Linked DNA regions of Homo sapiens: region 2 is linked to region 1. The links are chromatin loops, found by intact Hi-C in ENCODE. Cell type or tissue: mammary epithelial cell. All regions are shown on one strand. Links, peaks and the distances in the headings refer to the core of each region. The heading gives the core; the rest is flanking DNA.

What was found. Hi-C counts contacts between places; a loop is a spot of excess contacts. Peaks named below come from ENCODE experiments on the same cell type or tissue, not always from the same donor. Only the 100,000 strongest peaks of a DNase experiment are listed, where the experiment ranks them.
Region 2: it touches region 1 in a loop (2.1-fold over the local background); 3 of 110 quality-filtered maps call a loop at or near these places.

The regions. Positions count from the first base shown.
Region 1 is chr1:13,664,527-13,667,436 of GRCh38, reverse strand. No RefSeq gene overlaps it. Among named protein-coding and RNA genes, the nearest start is that of PRDM2, 34 kb to the left of the region's middle. In mammary epithelial cell, for the core only: a CTCF peak has its summit at 1,585 (motif pointing left); a DNase peak (open chromatin) is centred at 1,556.
Region 2 is chr1:13,580,917-13,583,826 of GRCh38, reverse strand. It overlaps a transcript of PDPN not described here. Among named protein-coding and RNA genes, the nearest start is that of PDPN, 1.5 kb to the left of the region's middle. RefSeq lists an enhancer at 1-92. In mammary epithelial cell, for the core only: no CTCF peak of the experiment used is centred there; no DNase peak of the experiment used is centred there; H3K4me3 peaks cover 42 bases.

The DNA.
Region 1 (2,910 bases), core at 247-2,746:
GACTACAGGCATGTGCCACCACGTTCAGCTAATTCTTGTAATTTTAGTAGAGACGGGGTTTCACCATGTTGGCCAGGCTGGTCACCAACTGCTGACCTCAAGCGATCCACCCGCCTTGGCCTCCCAAAGTGCTGGGATTACAGGTGTGAGCCACCACGCTCGGCTGGCCTAATGTATAGTTTTAAAAACCATAGTTGTTTTGGTTAAAGTAATGCAGAAAGGAGTCCTTTTCCTGACAGCTCAGCTGGTCTTCCAAGTGTGATTGTCAAAATGGTAGGGACTGACTAAAAAACAAACAAACAAACAAAAAGAAAAAAAAAAAACCAAAACTATTCTATGCCATAGTGAAACCTAATGCTGAATTTTTCTCCAAAAAAGAAGAAAGTGAGAACAAGCAAACCCCAGGGCTGCTGGGCCTGTCTGCAAAGGGTGAAAGCAGCAGAGGAGTCTAAATCGAACTGAATTGCAAGATTTCAGTTCTAAGCATGGCACATGTATACATATGTAACTAACCTGCACATTGTGCACATGTACCCTAAAACTTAAAGTATAATAATAATAAATTAAAAAATAAAAAAGTAAAAAAAAAAAAAAAAAGATTTCGGTTCTAAGAGAAGTTCCCCACGCAACTACCCCAACCCTTTCTAGAATGTTGTGTGTTCTCTGCACTGACTCCAGGGTTAACACATATCATGGCTCATTTGTAGACTTGCCATGTTCTTCCTTTTTCTTTGCTTTAACAACAACTGGCAGATACCCTTTCTTTTTATGGGTACTCTTGGCACTCTGGTTCTTAATTTGGTTTGGGGTGACTCTGTCGGTTTCCTTTGGCAGATGGCAGTCACAGGTGGCCTGGAGCCTGGGGCACACGCAGTCCCACCTGGTTCCCTTAAGGACTCCCTGGTTAGTGCTGAGGCCTAATAGCCTTGAACTCTCTGCCTGCATCCCATCTGCTGCGTGCTCTGAGCTCCCTGAGATGGGGCAGCCATGGTAGCTGCTGCTGTCAGCTGTCTTAGAGTTGGGAATTTACAAGGGCTGGTTGTCCCTGCCTCCCCATTACTCTCTTGCTCCTGTTGGTGTCCACATGGTGAAGCGATGCCCTTGCACGCCCACCCCCATTCCTGCTCTTCATTATGGCTGTTGACCAAATTCCCCTTCAGGCACTGGGTCCACATCCAGCCTCCCTTGTCCACACCCACAGCCCTAAGCCCAGGGAACAGCTTGTAACGCTCTCATTTCACTGTTCTTTGAAATAACAAGGTAACTTGGTACAGTGGAAAGACTGCGGTCTTTGAAGTTTGATGGTTTTGTGACCTTAGGCCATTCACCAGCGGTTCCCACTTTGCAAGGTTCCGGTGAGGACCTGGAATAAAGGCTATTCCTGGAACACGAATGGAGAACCCATTTCATAAGCAGTGCTTTCTGTTTGTTAACAGAGGCAGAAATGACATTGACGTAGCCCTCTTCTTTTACTTCTGCTGTGAGGCAGTGACTGTCAGAGCCGTCTTAACTTGATTGCTCCTAGTCCGGAAGGTTCTGTTCCTTTGGGCACAGCAGGGCTGTTTATGTGGAAGAAGGAGCCCTCTGGTGGGCATCAGGAAGAGTTGCAGTTAATTTGCAATTTGCTTGTCTCATTCAAGTGGTTTGCTCTGTTTTTTTAAGACGCACAATCACTGGTTGACCTGGATGCTGCGAGGTTACAAGAGATGAAATATGGAGGAGGCCTTCAGGGAGTTAAGCTATCCAACCCTTTCGTTTTGCTGGGGACCAAAAGATTGCCCGGGACCTCCTTCAGTGCTAAAATCCACCAAGTCTTGGACCAATCTAGACAAATTGGTCCCTTTAGGACTATCCCATTCACTTTGATGCTGGGCAGAAACCAGGCCTCTAAGGGTTGAAGCTCGGGGCTGACGGTTTAAATGGGAGCAAGGGGCTGGGCATGATGGCTCACGCCTGTAATCCCAGCACTTTGGGAGGCCGAGGCGGGTGGATCACCTGAGATCAGGAGTTCGAGACCAGCCTGGCGTAACCCCAACCCTACTAAAAATACAGAAATTATCAGGGTGTGGTGGCAGCTGCCTGTAATCCCAGCTCTCAGGAGGCTGAGGCAGGAGAATCACTTGAACCCGGGAGGTGGAGGTTGCAGTGAGCCGAGATCACACCACTGCCCTTCAGCCTGGGTGACAGAGCATGACTCCGTCTCAAAGTAAATAAATAAAATAAATAAATGGGAGCAAGGATTGAGCAAAGGCTGGAAAGAGAATCAATTTCCTGCAAGGATGGGATGTAAGGGGACCATCAGATTAGAGACATGTATGGGAGGGGAAATGGGGAGCACTGGGTTCTTCAACTGTGTCTAAACTCTGTGATCAAGCTTCCTCTCCATTCCTCTAGGAAGTGGCCTTCATCAAAAGAAAGCCCTATGCTTTCAAATTTATGAACTATTGGCTAATCCGTTTTTCTCTTTTGGCAAGATAATTTCAAGGAGGTTTCTCTCTCCACCAAGGATTTGACGGGTGCGCTGTTACATCCCTTGGGGATGAAAAGGGAAACCCAAGTTGTCCTTTTCTTCCCCTAGTGCTTTGCTGATTTAAAATTAATATTTCCTAACTAATCACTAGAAGAGACTAATGATGGCTTAGTCATCAGGTATGGAACAGGAAGTAAAGAAAAGCACCATGCCCTACAGAAATTGGAGGGAAGACTAAGAACAGGAGACTGCAGTCACCTGGGCTGGAAATTGGCCAGGACCACACAGCTAACTCTTACCACTTAGGTGCAGATGTTTTCATGAGCGGAACACAGCAGCCTTCCAACTTGCTTAGTATCACTTTCCAAATTACTCAAGTGCCACCTTTGTTGCTCCTTGGAAGTTGCCCTTGCAAAGACTTGCCCAGTTCAGTCCCTGCC
Region 2 (2,910 bases), core at 199-2,698, 84 kb after region 1:
CTTTCCGAGCGGAGTCAGCATTTATCTCTCCCGAGGAGGCGGGGGAGCGGGGTCGGCCGCAAGGTGGTCTCCGTCCGGGCGCGCTAGGCCCGCCCTCGGGCTCTGTTTGGCCGGCGCCAAAACGATGATCTCAGGCCAGGTTTAAAGTTACAGGGCCGCAGCTGCGGGGGCCGCCAGGACTGCGGGCCCTGGCAAAATGGGCTTTTATTCTGCTCAACAACAGGAGGGAAAGGGACCACATGCAACAAACGGGGTTTTAAAAATTATATATAAATTTTAAAAAACCTATATTTATTATTATTATTTTTTTAAGAGTAAGGCACAAGTCTATGTTTTTCTTGTTATGGGCAGAAGTGAGAAGTAAACTGTTTCTTGAGTGGCCAGTAGTTTTAGAACCAAGCATGGGGTTTTTCCTGTAAATATTGAATTTGATGGCTTAAAAACAAAAAAAGTTGGCCGTCATCTGGGTGGGCCAGAGGCGGCCCGCGCTGGTCAATTGCGCCCTTGTCCCGGGGACCGGAGCGGGCGGGCTCCGGGGGGCTGCCCCAGAGCTGGCTGGTGGGGGAGTTTGGCAGACCGGGTGGCTTTGGCAGTTTTGAAAAAGAGGCTGAACTCCATCCGCCTCTGCCGACCCGGGGATCCAGCGCTGCGATGCTGTGGCCCACCGACGTGCGCAGTTGGATTAGGCCGGGCCAAGCGGTGACCCGTCTGGTCGCCAAACCTGTGTCCCCTTCCAGGCCTGGTTCACCCTCTTTATTCCTGAGTTTGCTCCCATAATCCTCACTTTACTGGTTTAAGCGATCTTGCCTTGATCTCAGGTACCAGATATCAGCAACCAGAGAACTTACGTCTTTTACTTTAATTCCTTCTGAATTGCTGGAATTTAAAAAAATAAGAACAGGAGTTTGGGAAGTGGTCTCTGCTCCACTCCCAGATGCCACAAATTCCATTCAACAAAAGAACCTGAAGACTAACGCTGTCTCAAAGCTCCACATTGCGTGAAAATTGTTTTCAGATGCTTATCTTTGACCCCTCCCCATTATAAATTTACTTTCTAAGAATCACAGGAGAGATTGTTTTAAATAAATGCCCAGTTTCCTGGGTTCCACCCCAAACTCATTAATCAGACCTTTTCGGAATTCCTATTTTAAACCAGTGTCGCTGGAGAACTTGTCCCCATGAACATTTGGCAAACCTTGCCCTTCATCATAGCTTCTCAGCCAGATCTACCTGGGGCACTGGTTATGCAGGTGCAATTCTGTTGTGGGATAGGGAGAGATTCTGCATTTCTAAAGATCTCCCAGGTAACGTCTTGTCCTGGGGCTACAAACAGGAGCTGAGCACCTGAACCTAGAAGATGAGGGGTAGCGGCAACACCCCTAGAGCCAAGGAGTTGGAAATGTAAAGAGAAAACTCGTGATACAGATACTCTTTCTTGAACTGACTTCCCCATCTTGGAGATGCATTTTATGACTCTAGTGTCAATAATGTCTGTTGACAGGAGGAATAGTGCATTGTCTGTTGAGCCTGTTAGATGGAGAATAGATGCACATCTATTCTGCTTATGTGTAACTCCAAGGTCACACACAGAAAGAAAGATGGCCCGCTTTATTCAAAAAGATTGAAACACAGTGAAGCCTAGGTGGGGGAGATTGGGTTACATGCAACTAATTTAGAGGGATGCTGAGGCTAGGTCATGATTCAAGGACACCTGCCTTCTATCCCACACCCCCGGATGTGTCTAGAATCTAGAAGGTTGGTCACATGACCTTTTGATCAGGATGGAGGAGTGGGAGGTAATAAGGAATTGCATTCAGCTGGGGGTCCTGGGGTGGGGAGAGGGGCCAGGATGAAGGAGTTAGTGGATCGGCTCTGGGTGCTGTTGGTCTGAAAACCTAGAGAGAAAAGCTGGGTCTTGGGAGGGGGAACCTGAAGACCAGAGGGAAGAAAGAACTCACCCTCCTGGACCAGATAGAGCCAGCAGCTCATGAGAGAAGGAATATGGGCCTTGGGCAGCGAGACTCGGTTAGCTAAAGGAGCTGAAGTGAAACACAGGGGATCTGGAAGCATGAGACCCTGCTCAGCTGAGGGGAAGAGGGAAAGAAGGAGGGTATGTGGCTCCATTCTTGGCAAACAGCTTAAGCTCAGAAAGCCATGGCCATGAATGATGATGCGTTACTGGTGAGATAACAGCAGCTGCTACATACTGGCCTTTATCTTCCTGCCAGGAACACGCACTATTTCCTTTCAGCCCCAAAACAACGGTTGGCTTCCAAACATTGATGATACCCATTTCCTACACAAGTGAGGTTGAGAGTGGATTCACCTGGAGGGCTTGCTTGCCTGGAAGGCAAGACTGCTGGGCTCCACTGCCAAAGTGCTGATTCAATAGGTAAGGGGTGGGGCCCAAGAATTTGCATTTCCAACAAGTTCCCAGGTGATGCTGAAGCTACTGGTCCTGGGTCCCCACTTTGAGGACTGTGGGTTTAGAGGCCACCATGCAAATTGTGTGGGATCCTACAAGGTAGGAGCGGTGGGGTCATGCATTTCCATTGCAGAGCAGGAGTTGAGCCTGTTACTAGCACTGTGCCTGTGCCTTGCAGGACTGTGTGGGAAACGTCTGTAAATTGCTTTTAGGAAGCAAGAGGACCCCCAAAAGGTGTGGACCAGCAGTGGAATGAGGAGCTGAGCCAGAGCTGCCAGTTTGGTACCTTCCACCCTGGGGGATGCTGGAGATGACACATCAGGGTCTCCTCAAGCTCTGTGTTTTTCTGAGGGCTCTGCAGAGTCCAGAGAGCACCTGGCTGAGCTGCTCCAGGCAGCCTGGGCTGACCTGGCTGGGAAGATGCTTCTCAACACACAATGGGACACCAGCCCCCCAACCCGCAGTGGTTCATACCTGTAATCCTA